2 separate regions of the Homo sapiens genome follow, and region 2 is linked to region 1. Evidence: chromatin loops called from intact Hi-C (ENCODE). Cell type or tissue: A673. All regions are shown on one strand.

Region 1 (8,000 bases):
TTTAAAGCAAAATTAGGAATGCCCTTGTTCTCCAGATATCGGGATATCTGGACACTCCTAAGTCTGGGTCTGTTGGGTAAACATTATTAATTCATTCCCTTAACCATAAACATCTAGACGTTAGGAATACCTAACTTTCTGGGAATGCAGCCCAGCAAGTCTCAGCCTCATTTTCCAGCTCTCACTCAAAGTGGAGTCGCTCTGGTTCAAACACCTCTGACAGCTCCACCTGGACTGCCAAACCGCTCCTGTGGCCCCACACAGGAGCAGCTCAGCTCTAGAGGACAGCATCTGGCCAAGTGAGGTGGCTCATACCTGTAACCCCAGCACTTTGGGAGGCCGAGGTGGGCCTGAGGATCACCTGAGGTTGGGAGTTCGAGACCAGCCTGACCAACATGGAGAAACCCCGTCTCTACTAAAAATACAAAATTAGTTGGGTGTGGTGGCGCATGCCTATAATCCCAGATACTTGGGAGGCTGAGGCAGGAGAATTGCTTGAACCCAGGAGGTGGTGATTGTGGTGAGCTGAGATCACACCATTACACTCCAGCCTGGGCAACAAGAGTGAAACTCCATCTCCAAAAAAAAAAAGAAAAAAGAAAAAAGGACAGCTTCCACCCACTATGATTTTATCTCTAGCCCAACCAATCAGCAGCAAGCACCCATTTTCTACCCACTTCCATCCCTTCCCCCAAAACTGCCTTTGAAAAACGCCTAACCTACAAGCCTTTGAGATTGATTTGAGTAACAGCTCTGTCTCCCTCGTGGCATGGCCAGCCTCGTGTCAGTTAAACTCTTTCTTTACTGCAATGCCATGGTCTTTATTTGTGCAGCAGGCAGGGAGAGGCTGCCAGGTGGTTTTAGATGTTCTCCAAGTCTCATACTCTGTGGGACCCCCATGCATGTGCATGTAATACATTTTTAAGCCTTTTCTCCTGTTAATCTGTCTATGGCCAATTTATTCCAGAGACTCAACTTATTGCAACTCCAGAGGGTGGAAAGAAAGTTCCCTTCACCCTTACCTTGCCATTCTGATTCTTTTCAGAGCCATGCTTCATGGCTGTGTAAAAATGAAACTTTTTTTTTCTTCTCCGTTTTACTTGACTTTTGGATGTAGATTGATGGATGTAGCATCAAAACAAGAACAAGGTTTGAAAACAGTTGAAGCTCTTTACTTTTTTTTTTTTTTTTTTGACAGAGTCTCACTGTTCCTAGGTGGAGGGCAGTGGCATGATCATGGCTCTCTGCAGCCTCGATCTCCCAGACTCAAGTGGTCCTCCCACCTCAGCCTCCTGAATAGCTGGGACCACAGATGCATGCCACCATGCCTGGCTAATTTTTTGCATTTTTTGTAGAGACAGGGTTTCACCATGTTGCTCAGGCTGTTCTCGAACTCCTAGGCTGAAACAGTCCACCCACTTTGGCCTCCCAGATTCCTGGGATTACAGGTGTGAGCCATTGCACTTGGCTGAAGCTCGTTGTTTTTTTTTTTTTTTTTTTTTGAGATGGGGTTGCACTCTGTAACCCAGGCATGAGTACAGTGGTGAAATCTCAGTTCACAGCTACCTCTGCCTCCTGGGGTCAAGTGATCCTCTCATCTTCCAGCCTCCCGAGTAGCTGGGACTACAGGCGTGTGCTACCATGCCCAGCTAATTTTTTGTATTTTTGGTAGAGATGGGATTTCATCATGTTGCCCAGGCTGGTCTTGAACTCCTGAGCTCAAGCAATCTGCCCGCCTCGGCCTCCTAAAGTGCTGGAATTACAGGTGTGAGCCACTGCACCCCACCGAAGCTCTTTATCTTTCTAAAGACAGAAGTGTTTTCTCCTTTTCTTGTTTTCTTCAAGACATGAAATCAAAGAAGCATTTCTTTTTAATTTAAAAAGCTGAAGCAACAATATTCAATAACAGTTGTTGGAAGAAAAGAAAATCAGCCATAATCCTATCTCAAATGTGGCCACTGGTTTCAGTTTTGTATGTCCCTTCCATATCAGGGCACAGGCACATGTACTTGATCTGGTTGAAGTTGTGTTCTCTAAATGTCTGCAGTTTGTTCCTTATCTCAATAGTCCTCTGCTGTGCCTTCTATTGGCTCCCAGCAAGATTATTGCAGGTATCTCTTGGCTGCTTCCAGCCAGAATCTTCAAGCCATCTTCCACATCGCTGGTGTTCTTTCCTCCCACAAAGTGTAATGCTGATGTGATCTGAGAGATCAAAATAGACGTCCCTTTATCAACTAAGGTCGACCCTAAGGTTAAGGAAACAAAAAGTTACCTGCCGGGCATAGTGGCTCACTTCCGTAATCTCAGCACTATGGGAGGCCAAGGCAGATTGCTTGAGCCCAGGATTTTGAGGGCAGCCTGGGCAACATGGTGAAACCCTGTCTACAAAAAATACCAAAATTCGCCAGTCCTGATGGCATGCACCTGTAGTCCCAGCTACTTGGGAGGCTGAGGTGGGAGGATCACCTGAGCCTAAGATGTTGAGGCTGCAGTGAGCTGTGATTGCGCCTGTGCACTCCACCTTGGGCAACTGAGTGAGACCCTGTCTCAAAAAACAAAACAAAACAAAACAAAACAAAACAAAACCTATGGGTTGAGTGCTCAGGTCCCAGCTGGCATGGCAAATTTCTGAATTCTTATGGTTACAAGAAAACCACACTTGCTAAACTCCCTAACAATAGGAGCTATGAGACCCCTCCTAAGTCTGATTTACAACCCAGACCCCTACAACTCTGGACAGAAGACTGGCCTTACAAACATGCTTTTCTGATAAGCAATTTCAGGCCTTAAGCCAGTTTCAGCCGGCTTATAGAGGAGGCTACGCACCTTTGTGTCCTGTAGTTCACTTTTTGATGTGAATAGCTAAATTCCACCTCATTTTAATGCTAAAACCTCTCCCCAAGGTGAAGATAGGATGTATGTTACATATATGTTTGCCCATTGTGCATGCACTCAGCTCCCCTCATAAATATGTATAGCTTTCCCCAAACCTGCTGAATATGTATGACTCTATTGTGTGATGCAGGCCCTGTAGGGCATAAAACCCAACTTCTTCTTCCCCTCTTTGAAGAGAGAGCACCTTTGGCACATGCTGGAGACTGTCCATCCTTTCCCGGTTTGCAAACTGATATTGCCAATAAAGCTCTCCTTTCTACTATTTGGCCATCCTGGTGATCTTTCGGATGACACTGATATTAATTCCTTAAAATCCTTCAAAACCTTTCCAGTGCCACAGGATAAAATCTGAACTTTAAGAAGGTATCCAAGACTTCCCAACTTGACCTCAACCAACCTTTATGAAACTTATTTCCTACTGGTCTCACCTGCTGCCAGACCCACCTGAAATCCCAATGAATTCAGCTATTTCCAACAATTTGCTTTGCTCTGTGCTAGTTTAGTTGGAACTCCTTATACACCAGGAGCATTCTTATGTCTTTCTCAAGGACTCATTCAGAAGGTTATATTTTCTGTGGAAGCTTTCTCCTTGCCTTCTGCAGGCAGAGTTGGTTCTTCTGTGCTCTGGGTCCTCACAACACTTCGTGCATCTTTCTTTATTAAAAAAATTTGAGATGGTGTCTTGCTATGTTGCCCAGGCTGGTCTTGAACTCCTGGGCTCAAATAGTCCTCCTGCCTCAGCCTTCTGAGTGGCTGGGATTACAGGTGTACATATTTCTATTACAGTACTCATCATGTTTGATTGTAATGGTTCATTTGATGTGTATCTCTTCTGTACTGGGGTATGTGTGAAGTCCAGAACCACAGCTTAGTCATCTTTTTAGCATTCGCACCTAGCAAAAGTCAGACATTGGTCAACTGTATTGTGGAACTTGGGCACTATGTTACACAGTATATCCATAATGTCTTGGCCAATGATGTTTCAGTACACAAAAAAAACCCCATTATTCTGTGTAGTTTCCTACTTCATCCCACATAAAGACAAGACAACCCAAAACAAAGCCAAACTCATATAGAATGAGCAAAGTTCTTTGATTAAAAAATTCTCCTGTCAGAGCATGTAACTTTACATGTGCTCATTGTTTTGAATATAAATGAAATGAGTGGAAATATGACTGCAAAAATATATGGGTTACTGTTGATGAAACCATTTACAACCAAACTGGTTTGTTCTGGGTAGCTGTAATTTTTTCGAAAGGTACTATGTACAATTTCAGGTGTGTGTCAGATACCTCTTCACCCTCATTTCTCTCTTAACACCTTTTATCATAATTTCTGAAGCTCCCTTTTGTAGTTAAGAGTTAAAAGTCCCGAGGCGAGCTCTTCAGAACTCTAACACCTGCTTAGGGCTCAACTGGCAGGGGGAGAAATTGAAAAGCGGTGAAGAGTCTTTTCAGCAAAGTACTTAGCATTTTAAATAGTAGATGTTTGAAAAAAAAAAAAAAGGTAACAATAGTGTTGGAAACTCTTATACCACCCCACGCAGGGAGAGGCGTGTGAAGCTGTTTCGTGGATTCATACATTGAGTTCTCAAAAACCTTCATTTACAGAGATAGTTCCAACTTGATTTTGATCAAATTAAACATCTAAGAAAGTAGACTTTTCCTTGAGCATAGATTTATACTTTCTCCTTTAAAATTCAAACCCCCTTTCTTCTGACATCAAAGAGAGGACTCAAGGCTTTTAGAATCTTATTTCTAATAATATATCCCCCAAAACCCCTAGGATAATGTTTAGAAAATTAGGAAAAGAGTTTTGAAATAATTAAATGCTGGTTCTCATCTGCTATTTGATACTGGGTATAAATACCACATTCCAGCTTATTGACAAAGTTTTCAGAAACTGTGTGTGTGTTTTTAACCCTTAATGATTTCATATTATTGTCATGAATTTCCGGAGATTTTTAAGATTAAGAAGTCTTTTGTGGACTTTTTGAGTTTACAGCTTGTAATTTTTTTATCTTTTTGTTCCATAACTGGAAGAAATGGTTTAATTTTTTTTTTATTCCAGCAGAGGGAGACATCTGACCATGGACACAGTATTGCTGCTTGCCAGTATTCTGTAAGCCCATTTTATCAATATACATAAAAAACTCAATGTTCAAATTAACTAGTTCAATAAGTAATTTAGCTCATTGATTTTTGGGCATATCCTAAGTGCCATTACAAGCTACGGATATTTTAAATGCCATTACCTAATAGAAGGAATGTTTTAAGCACCTTTTATTGATTTTATTACTGCTTTATTTTGCTGTCTTGGTTTAAAATCATTTTAACCACTCCGTAATCAAGAAGAAATATATCGTTGGTGAAATACAGTCAATTTCCTAAAAACCTTTGACATCGTTAAATAAGGAATTACAGTTGTTAAATCATGTCATGCAATAACTGAGGGACAGAGGAGATATAAAATTTGGAGCAGTGGGCAGCTTACCAGTAAGCTGTGCTGACCTCCAGCATTCAGAATCTGCACATGTCAGTCACACTTTGGGTTTGCTTATGGTTTTTACATCAGCAAGAGAGATTTAAAATCTCGGGTAGCAGAGAAGGTGGAAGAATGCTAGCAAAATGTGATCTCGGGACAATTACATTGCTTTTTAAATGACCGCTTGTGACTTTCTGTTAAAATGATTCTCTAAGCAATTTTGTAATTTCATTTGCTTTTCTTGCTAGACTATAGTATATTGATATTCGGCCTACGAGGGGACCAAGGTGCTCACAGGGTCTTTTACCGCTTCCTTCTCCCGCTCATTTGATTTTATATTAGCAGTATGACTGAGCTGATCAGCTGATTAGATGGACAGGGACTATGGTCTATACACTGTTTAATCAAAGAGGTGCAGAAGTGGGTGGTGAGCACTGAAGCTCGATAGGAGCCCACTAATGAGTTGATTGCATTGACATTTGATGTAATTTAACTGTAGAGTGGCAAATATCAATACCTGTATATGATTTGGCAGATGGTTGTTGAACTGTGATTAGAAGTTTAGAATAATTCCCGGTAAAAGAGCACCTGGCAGTAACCCAAGACTGGAGAACTGAGTTCCCCATTAAATGGAATAGGTCCAGAAAGTCAAGTATTTTGATCATTAATAGAATCTTTCGTTTTCTTTTAGCAAATGTTAGCTTCAAGAGGAAATTGATAATTATGCATAGGTCTATTAAATGATCTTAGGGAGAGCTCTTTTCATTCCTTCAAATGAGCTCATATCTACAGTTGTGGCAGTTATTCACTGGCAAGGAAAGAAAACTAGCTAAGATGCTGATAGGCAGCATTTCAAATATATTGGCGATGTTGGAAGCACCTGGATAGCATTAATCTATTTGAGGTTGAAAACCAGATTCAGTTGTAACATTAATGATTATTCTATGTTATTTTATAATTTCAGTAAATATCTTAAGAAATAAGCTGTACTGAGCATCTATTATATGCAAGACACCGTTGTGTAGGTGTTTCAAATATAAAGAACACCAAGATAATGTCCCTTTCCCTCGGAAAGAGGGACACGTACAATGTGCATCCCATGAGACGGTGATCAGGAGCTGTGGCCACATAGATGGGAACAGTGGGCTCCTCTGTGGGAAGAGGACATGTCAGGGAAGGCCTCACCGGGGTGTCATTTGAAATAGATCTTGAACAGTTAAGATGGGCATGAGAGGTAGACTGGCAATACTAAAGCATAATCTGCTTTTGAAAAATTGTGAGTGAGTTTTTAAAAAATAAAGATCTTGTTGGGGCACAGTGGCTCACACCTGTAATCTTGGCAGTTTGGGAGGCCAAGGGGGGTGAATCGCTTGAGGTCAAGAGTTTGAGACCAGCCTGGCCAACATGGCAAAACCTGGTCTCTACTGAAAATACAAAAATTAGCCAGGTGTGGTGGCACGTGCCTTTGGTCCCAGCTACTCGGGAGGCTGAGGTAGGAGAATCACTTGAGCTTGGGAGGTGGAGGTTGCAGTGAGCTGAGATTATACCACTGCACTTCAGCCTGGGTGACAGAGCAAGACTGTCTCAAAAAAAAAAAAAAAAAAAAAAGACCTTCTTTCTTGTTTTCTTTTTTTCATTTTAATTATGTAATTTTAATATACCATTATACATGTGTATAAGAACAATAAAATAAATACAATGCATTGGCCTCCCAACTGAGATACAGAATATTACCAGTATCTTGAAGCCCTGGTGGGCTCTTGGCTAACCGTGCCCTTCTGCACTGCCATTACTTGAAATTATTTAATAATATTCTTTTTTTTTTTTTTTTTAAGACAGAGTCTCGCTCTTTCACCAGGCTGGAGTGCAGTGGTGCGATCTCGGCCCACTGCAACCTCCGCCTCCTGGGTTCAAGCGATTCTCCTGCCTCAGCCTCCCGAGTAGCTGGGACTATAGGCGCCTGCTACCATGCCCAGCTAATTTTTGTATTTTTAGTAGAGACAAGGTTTCACCATGTTGGCCAGGATGGTCCTGATCTCTTGACCTCGTGATCCACCCCCCTCGGCCTCCCAAAGTGCTGGGATTACAGGCGTGAGCCACCACGACCGGCCGACATTATTTAATATTGTTATATCCAGTTGCAAAGCACATGAACATCTGGATCTCTCAAGACCCACAACCCTTTTATTCATTGGTTAAATCCATGCCAGATGAAGTAAAGGAATGGGTGGATGTGTGTCTGGTGAATTCAGACAATGTGGAAAGCTCTTTTTTTGGTGGGGAGGAAGAGGAGTCCCAGATAACCTAAGTTACTGTCAATCTAATTTGAATAAATCAGGAAGTAGTCTGACTTATTCAAATTATAGCTTCTGCTTTACTTTGAGCTTTGTTGTTGTTGTTATTGTTGAGACAGGGTCTCACTCTGTTGCCCAGGCTGGAGTGCAGTGGTGCGATTATGGGTCACTGCAGCCTCAACTGATCCTCCTGCGTCAGTCTCCCAAGTAGCTAGGACTACAGGTGCACACCACCATGCCTGGCTAAGTTTTAAAATTTTTGGTAGAGACAGTGTCTCACTGTGTTACCCAGGCTAGTCTTGAACTCTTGGCCTCAAGCTATCCTCC
Region 2 (8,000 bases), 390 kb after region 1:
TTTTTCTTTTTCTTCCTTTTTTTTTTTAAGTTGTTGCAAGAAAAAAAAAGCCAGAAAATTTGTGGACATGTTCACACATTTTCAATACCACGAAAGTACTGGTGAAAACTGATCAAAGCTGGGAAATTCATTGCAGTAGCTGGAACCCCATCTCGAGTCAGTCCCTTATTACCCAGGTATTGCCACAAATGTGATTCAGCAAATAAAGCCCCTAGCTCGCTGCCTGGCCCCCTCTGCAACCAGGGAGCAGCAAAGTGGATCCGCAATGGGGTTTTCAGAAGGACTCATAATTTTTCTACATTTGCTTGCACCACAATCTGAACATTTTTGACATCTGGCTTACTGGTGAAAACATACATATGTCTCTGTGTATACATATAAGTACATATATTTTTGTCTTTGTCAGTCATTGTATGTGAGAGGGATGTTTTAAAACAGAGTCTCCAGGTTCTCCTTTGTAAAGCATTAAGCTGTGACCCTCCTCCTTTCTTCCCTCCCCCTGTAGCCCTGGACTTCATGATGCTTCCTTGACTGCTAGCTTAACATGGAGTTGTCTTTTTTATTTTTTTTATAAACCCAGTCACAACACAGAAAGAGGAGGAGGAAGAGAGAGAGAGAGAGAGAGAGAGAGAGAGAGAGAGAACTAAAAACCCTGAAGGATGGTTCTCAAAAATTCTAAAGGAACCACAGGGAATTCCTTTTAAGAGCAACAGAAAGCAAGCTAGCTGAGGTAAGGTAGATGTGGACAGCTTTTCTTTTCTTCTCTTTTCTTCCTTCTGTCTCTTTCTGCGTGTGTCTTTCTCTCTCTCCATGCCCCCTCCCTTTTCATATTCTCTCTCTTTCCCTTTACATTCATATGTCCTCTCTCCCCCTCTCTCTCCCTCTCCTTCCTTCTCAGTAGCTGTTTTCTTTATGGATCGGGGAGGGTAGGAGGGTGGGGGAGCTACCTAACTTCTTCCCTGCTTAAGCAATCTGAGAACGGAACTCATGTGAATATGCAAATAGGACTGCCTGGGCCGCGTTGCTGACACGTGTATGTGTGTATCTTTCTCCCCACCTCCCTGTCTTAGCGTCTGATCTTCAACAGATTGCTGTTGTTTCTTGTGATCACCAGCACAGCGTGCTGGAAAGAGAGCTGGGGGGAGAGGTGGGGATTGGAGGGAATGCTGTGGGGCTGGGAGGCAGGAAATCATGACATGATTGCTGTGACTTTTTTATATTAATGTGTGGCTTTTTTCTAGCTCATTTGCATGTCAAAGTGGCAGAGGTGTGAGGGCAGAGATTAGTATGGAGATGACATAATGATGCAATGAATTAAATGTGATCACTTCTCTGAGCGGGGGTGAGGTGGAGGGGGGGAGCGGCGAGGTGGGGTAGGGGGAAGCCAGCAAGACAGACGGAGTGAGAGAGGGAGAGGGGAGCGCCTCTTCTGATCTGCACCACACAGTTGATTGATGTCACCAGCTCACAGAATGCATCTCTTTATTGTGATGATGGTGATGGTGGTGGTGGTGATGCTGATTGCGATGATTACACTTATCGTTAGTGTGAAATTTGAATTTTAAGTGGTCAGTGCCGGAGCCCTAGCGCACGTGATTATTTGGTCCATCAGTGCAAACCCTTTACTGTCAAAATTTAACACGGCTCCACGTTTGCTTTTATTTAAATAGGACGATGTAACGTACAGGAAAGAGAAGATGACTAATTTGTGATATTACGCAGTGGGCTGGGATACCAAGGCTTTTCATTGTAGCTTCAGTTCTGTGTTTGAGTATGCAAAAGAGAAAAAGAAGGGACCAGATTAAAAATATTTTTATTATGACAAAAAATTAAAAAACCGAATCTTTCACTAGATCGGTTGGGTGGCAAAGGTTTCAACCGTTGACAATAAAGAAAATGCAATTTCATCTCTGACATTCAGTGTTATCTCCCTTTAATAACAAAACCAAACGAGAATGATTGCTGAACAAAGCAAATTCTCAGGCGGCTAGTTGCAGGTCTGAATGCAGGAGTAAAAATGGAACATTCGCTGCCCCCTACCCCTTTTGGCTATTTTGTATGCAACACCTGCAAATGTGCACAGAGTCGTTGTAAAAGGGGAAGAAGGGAGAGGTTTTTTTTTGTTGTTTTTTTTTTTTTTGGTTTTTTTTTTACACTCTTACAATTACAAGAAGAAAAAATTTAACAACGAAGTACAAAGGTTTTTAGATGTCATAGATTTATTTATTTTAGAAGTCAAATTCGCTCTGCCTGCCAGTAAGTTTTCTCCGAGTCTTGTCTACTACTTCTTTGGGAGAATGGACTTCCTAGAGTATAGACAAATCAGTATAGAAATTTAGGACTAATTGTTATGTGTGCAATAACCCTGATGATATAAATGAGCACTTAAGAATCCACAGAACATCACTAACATTAATTTATTGAAAAAGAAAATCCAAAGCAACTCCATTAGTTTTTCCCTGTTATTGTTAAGGACTTTAAATGGATTTCCTAATTGGATAATTTTATTCACAAGAATAATACACAAATGGAAAATAAGCCCTGGCTCTGGGGGCGGGGATGGGATTGGCCTACAGAAAGGAGAAGAGTCAGTAGAAGGGTGAGCCGCTGTCAACTTCAAGAAAACCTGCACTCAGGAGAAGGGTGAGGGCACAGAGAATAGCTCCTGTGTGTGAGAATTAACCCATACACTGGGGTCCGGTAGGCAGTGGGTGTTTTAAGCATGTTCAAACAACAGCGCATGAATCCACTTGCCTCCTTTGGATGATACTTAAAACAATGCGGTTCATTATTGCCCCTCTTTGATCATAGGTACTTCACCCTAAGTTTTCCTAAGATGCAACTTCCCATGTTTGTTCGCCTTTTTCCATTCTCTGTCATCACATCGTTGGCATTTTCTGTCCACCAAGTTCATTCTCTGGGAGATGCACTGGGGCTTGCATCACTTCTCTTCCCCTTCCCAGATGAAGGCAGCTGTGCTGACTCTAGCCTGGGTCTCACTGAACACTGTGCACGGATACTATTAATAGAAAAGCATATCGTGTCCCATTCTTACACCCTTTGCCTGCCAAAAACATGGAATGAATCGAGACAGTCAGTGGAAAGTTCTGGAGCGCGGGTCTGGCGCAGCTTCCTTCCTGCACAGCCGCACCTGTGTCCTTATTCCCATCTGTCCCCAGGTAGCACTGTGGCCTCTTCTAAGACCGGCTTTCTCCTTGCCTTAGTCTTCTATGCCAATAAAGAAGAAAGGCAGGGATGAGGATTGTTACTATTGATCTGCCCAAGGGGATCATTAGGCATCCGTATCAATCTACAAATCAGTGGGCCTGTGTTACTAGCTTGGGCAGTCATTGCCAATTTGTTTCTATTAGATGGTGGAGCCTGGAGGTGTTTGATGAGCAGATTGGGTCTTTATCTCAGCACTGGAGAGTATGCGGGCTTGCTACCAGACAGCAGAGGTTTACAGGATTTTTTGGGGGGGTGGTAGGGGGCGGGCGTTGGGGGAACAGGGATCCTTCCCGGTTTTTTTTTAGCCTGAAATCTGTCTGCACCTTAACTAGACCTCCAAGGTGGACCCCAGCCTCTCTGAATTGTTTCTGCTTACACTTAGCCCCCACATCACAGCCGCCAGCCCAGACATCCACCCGGAAAGCTGCCCACAGAAGTATCTTCTTGAGTATTCTTTTGTTATCGTTTTCAGAATCGGCATCTGAACAATTGAAATGTAAACATTTTTCTTTTCCCTCCTCCAGTTCCTGAACTAGGAGCAGTGTATTTACTGTGGAGCAGGTGACATTTTTAGCTGATATTTTCTCTGTAGTTCAATTAGATAAAGTAAAAGTTAAAGCTCCAGGTAATTTTGTTTGGGAAATCCTATTTACCTTTTCTCCTTGAATTGAAATCTAGAAGAAATGTGTTGCCACACCCATCTTTATTATTATTACTATTTTTTTAATCTTTACAAATCATCTTTGTCTCTCATCTTGGGCTTCGAGAGAGCAACAACTATGGCAAAAGCCGTATTCCCTCGCAAGCATGTAGATCTGAAAAATAAAAATTATGTTTCCGTGGGGGGAAGGGGAGGGAAAAAGGATAATGAATGAATGAGCACAATTTATGCCGTTACCGCTGCTAGCATGACATTTCTTCTTCATTATTTTGTGAAAACCTCAACTTCTAACCTAGTTTTACTCATTCCTGACGTGAGCATTATTCAGTACAAATACCTGTCCATTGCCAGGCCTCGGTGATGCTCCTAGAGACATTTGAGCTTTATAGCTTGCGGTAGGGAGAGGAAGACGGAGGTGGGCTGATGCAGATGGAAAGGAGGGGCCCCGTTGCATCCACTTCCTGGGAGCTGTTTTTATCTTGCTGCTGAGTTTGTTACTTGTGAATAATAAACCGTTCCTCCCAGCTGGGAGTGGGTCAAATAGTCCAACCTAAGATGAGGACTTAGCACTTATATCTTCTCTTGAAATTTGCTCATCATTCCAAAGAGGTGGAAAAGTTTGTTTTTTTAAAAAAAATTCAGATTTTAAGTGTTGAAAATGAGATAGAACTCTGGGTGCATTGAACACGAATTTCTAAGTGATTTTGGGCTGTTTTAAGTTACCCAACATACTTTATTAACAAAAAAAAGTGTGTGTGTTACTTTAGAAAACTTTAAAATTATTATTACTATTTATTAGTTTGTGTTTACCTTTTCTCACCTGTGTATTTTTTTTAAATTTTTTGGTTTCTTCCTGGCCCCAAATCCAATTCATCTACTCTAAAGAAGCATTCACTTCATTCCATCTGACAAGAGCCTGCTTTTTTTTGTTGTTGCCGTGGTGTAGTTCACAGAACTTCACAGAAACACATCTGTGTGGAGTACATCATTTTGGAAGTTAAACCATTTTAATCTATCATAAACCAGACATCCAGTTAGCTTTCATCTTTATAGAACATGTATAGAAATCGATTTGGAGTAGACTCAGAGGAATGTTTTAAGAGTTTGTTTTGCAAATATTTATAAACCTTTTTCTTTGGAGCACAGGCCATTTTAGAATGGTCACCATACTATTAAGACTAGAGTTCATTTTGAGGAAGATCCTGCCAAAATCTCTCGTTTGTTTTATCTCGAGGCCTGGGAGTTCAAATTTGCTTTGCCGCCAACACGCTGTCACAGCTAGAGATCTCTGTGAATAAGGTGATATTTTGTTAATTTATTTTATAATCCTTAGCATATATTAATCCTAGCATCTCCCAATTTTATTAATCCTTACCATCGCCCAATCCCAATTTTTTGAAAGGAGAACTTTACAGTGAGTGAAACAAACAACTCAGGTGACCATATGGATTTTTGACTGAAGGCAGAAGGTGGATCTTTTTGCATTCCTCTTCCAGAGAGCAGCGGAAACCCTTCATTTTCTCATCACCTAAGGGCTTATTACTTAAGGATGTGGACAGTATGTTGCAACTTTATAGAAACTTTTAATCAGTGACAGACTGGTCCTTCAGCTAGGACATTTATAGTTCCCAATTCACCTAACCCAGTTGCTAAGGATACTGTGTTGATTTCTTTCACAGTGATAGAAAACATGTTTATTTCTTAATACACTGTTTGTTTATCTCCCCATACATCTCCCTGATTTTCCTTGTTTTATTTTGTGTGGCTTTGCATGTGCCATTTCTCCACAAAACAATTGATACATTCTCCTCACGCTGTTGTGAGGCGAAAAAACTCTCTAGATTAATGGTCAGTGTCGCTCACACGCACATTTGTGTTGTGATACTACAGAGGAGCTGCGAATTACTGACAAGATCTAGAATAATTCCTAATGCTGTCGAAGGCTTCATTTTCTCCTCGGCATGATGGATGAGGCATAAGAAGTGCTTTCTGAGATTATTATGTGCGTCATTCTGTTAAGTGTTATTAAAGTCCGTCTGTCTTAGGCAGCAGAAATATCTTCGCCCTTATTTTGCTCCTGTGTTTAAAAACGGTAACTGCAGATCCCTTTCTTTCAAATGTAAGCTTTTTTGAGGTTATCTGACTGTTAATTTGTGTCCTCAAATAATGGGAATGGTGTTTTTTTTTCCCTCTTAAAATTTGATAATATTAATCCATAAACGAATTCTGGTTTATTTTTAAATATTTAATTTATAGTAAATGCTTTAGAAATGCATTTTATTTTTTAAAAAAGGAAGTAACAGAATTTGAGGTGTAGGTTTCAATCTGTAACTTCAAACAGATTTAATAGTCTTTTATTTTCTGGGCTCCAATTATTTTAAAAGTCATTGACGATTTGTTACCTTGAATGGATTGTGTAAGGTTCAGGATTAATTTGAATTTGATGAATATTACATTGAATTCCTCCCTATAGGCAGATGTATTCAGAGGTGACAGTATACAGGCATATGGATGGAAAGGAAAACTTCGCTCTAACATTTGGTCAGGGAAAGTTTGTTTATAAACTGTACATTTGGAGGGCAAATTTCCCTCAGTCAGGGGGGTACTTACTGCTTTTTGATGGGCGTGGGTGCATCAGGGTCTGGGAGTGAAAGTGACTTGCAGTGTTTAACAGGGCAGTGAAGGGGAAATTACAGATGGCTCATATTATATCTCCAGCAATTTCACTGAAACAGCAGAATTTACTTTTAAGGTTTGTAACCTCCTTTTAAGTCACAGATTTTCCCAAACCCTGTGATAATAAAATACAATCTACTTTACGGAATGCTTTTATTATTATTCAGTAGCCCTTCTCCCATCACCTTTTTTTGTTACTGTTTTTGAACAGTTTGGTGGGAGCATCTTTAGACCCCTGGAGGCTGATCCACGGAAAAATGAAACAAACAAAAAGAAGTAGATCATCACACTTTCTTAGAAAACACCACTTCCCCTTTTCAGAGATTCAGTGAGATCTAGAAAGGCTCATTTTGATACTTCTAATAGAATTATATAAGTATAATGCACAGCTGGGATAAGCTCAGCCATCCACAGCGCAGCTAGTTTTTGAACATTTAATTTTATATTTGAATAATTCTCCAGATCGGGCTATAATCATGAATGTCATATAAAAAGTTTTTTAAAAATAAATTACATTATTTCACAGATGTGCAAATACTTCTGAGAAAAAAATTACATTGATCAGTTTTTAATACCCCCCTGTCTCACCCTTCAGTCAAAGGGAAAAATAGGTTTTTTTCCCATCTTTGTCTTCAGAAAGGTGCTAGATTGTAAACATCTGAAGGAAATGAAAGGGGGTTGGCCAGTCCACCCCAAACTCTTTCCAGATTTTCAATCCTTTCAGCAGCAGACTTCAGTTTTCAGAAAAGAGGGAGGGTCTGGGTGGGGGGAAAGAAAGGGGATGTCTCTGTTTATTATTAAAATTTAAAGCGAAAAGCATTGCTATAACTGGCTAATTTTGAATCTACCAAGTTAGAGGGCTTGAACAACAGGAGGCAACATTTAGGTAATGTGTATTATGCTGATTTGGAAAAGATAAGGCATTTGCAGCTAATTAAGTTCTAATTCTGGGAAGAGGACAATAAACAATAGATGACTATCATTACTTTTATTGTTTCTGAAACAATAGCATGTGGATATTTAATTCAAAAACTATTCAGATAAACAGGGTCATTTTTACTTAGGCAGAAAGATTCTTATTCTTTGTAGAGTGTTTCTGAAGCATAGTCTATTTATTACAGTTTAAATAAAGGCATTTCGGAATGTCTGTGTTTTGCGAATAAAGACTCTGAAAGCCACCACTGAAGCTGTCAACCGTGGTCATTTCGGGAATAGTCATCTGTGGTTGGAAACACCACTGGTACTCAGGGCTGAATGAACAAAGTGCTTTTGAATCCAAAACAAACAATTTAATTAAAAGTCTAAACTGCATGATTTTTCCATGTTTCTTTTGTTAACAGCTCCAACCAAGTCATATGGCATGGCCTCCACACTCCTGTAAGATTTGGGTATTTGATATGTTGTCTTAAAGATATCCTGAAAGTGGAAAAAATTG

What was found. A loop is a pair of places that touch in the nucleus more often than their neighbours do. Peaks named below come from ENCODE experiments on the same cell type or tissue, not always from the same donor. Only the 100,000 strongest peaks of a DNase experiment are listed, where the experiment ranks them.
Region 2: a loop joins it to region 1, with 5 times the contacts of the local background. A loop is called at or near these places in 4 of 110 quality-filtered maps.

The regions. Positions count from the first base shown.
Region 1 is chr16:74,272,210-74,280,209 of GRCh38, reverse strand. No RefSeq gene overlaps it. Among named protein-coding and RNA genes, the nearest start is that of PSMD7, 21 kb to the left of the region's middle. In A673, a CTCF peak has its summit at 4,958 (motif pointing right); a DNase peak (open chromatin) is centred at 4,979.
Region 2 is chr16:73,884,381-73,892,380 of GRCh38, reverse strand. It overlaps a transcript of ZFHX3 not described here. Among named protein-coding and RNA genes, the nearest start is that of PSMD7-DT, 330 kb to the left of the region's middle. In A673, no CTCF peak of the experiment used is centred here; no DNase peak of the experiment used is centred here; H3K27me3 peaks cover 7,830 bases.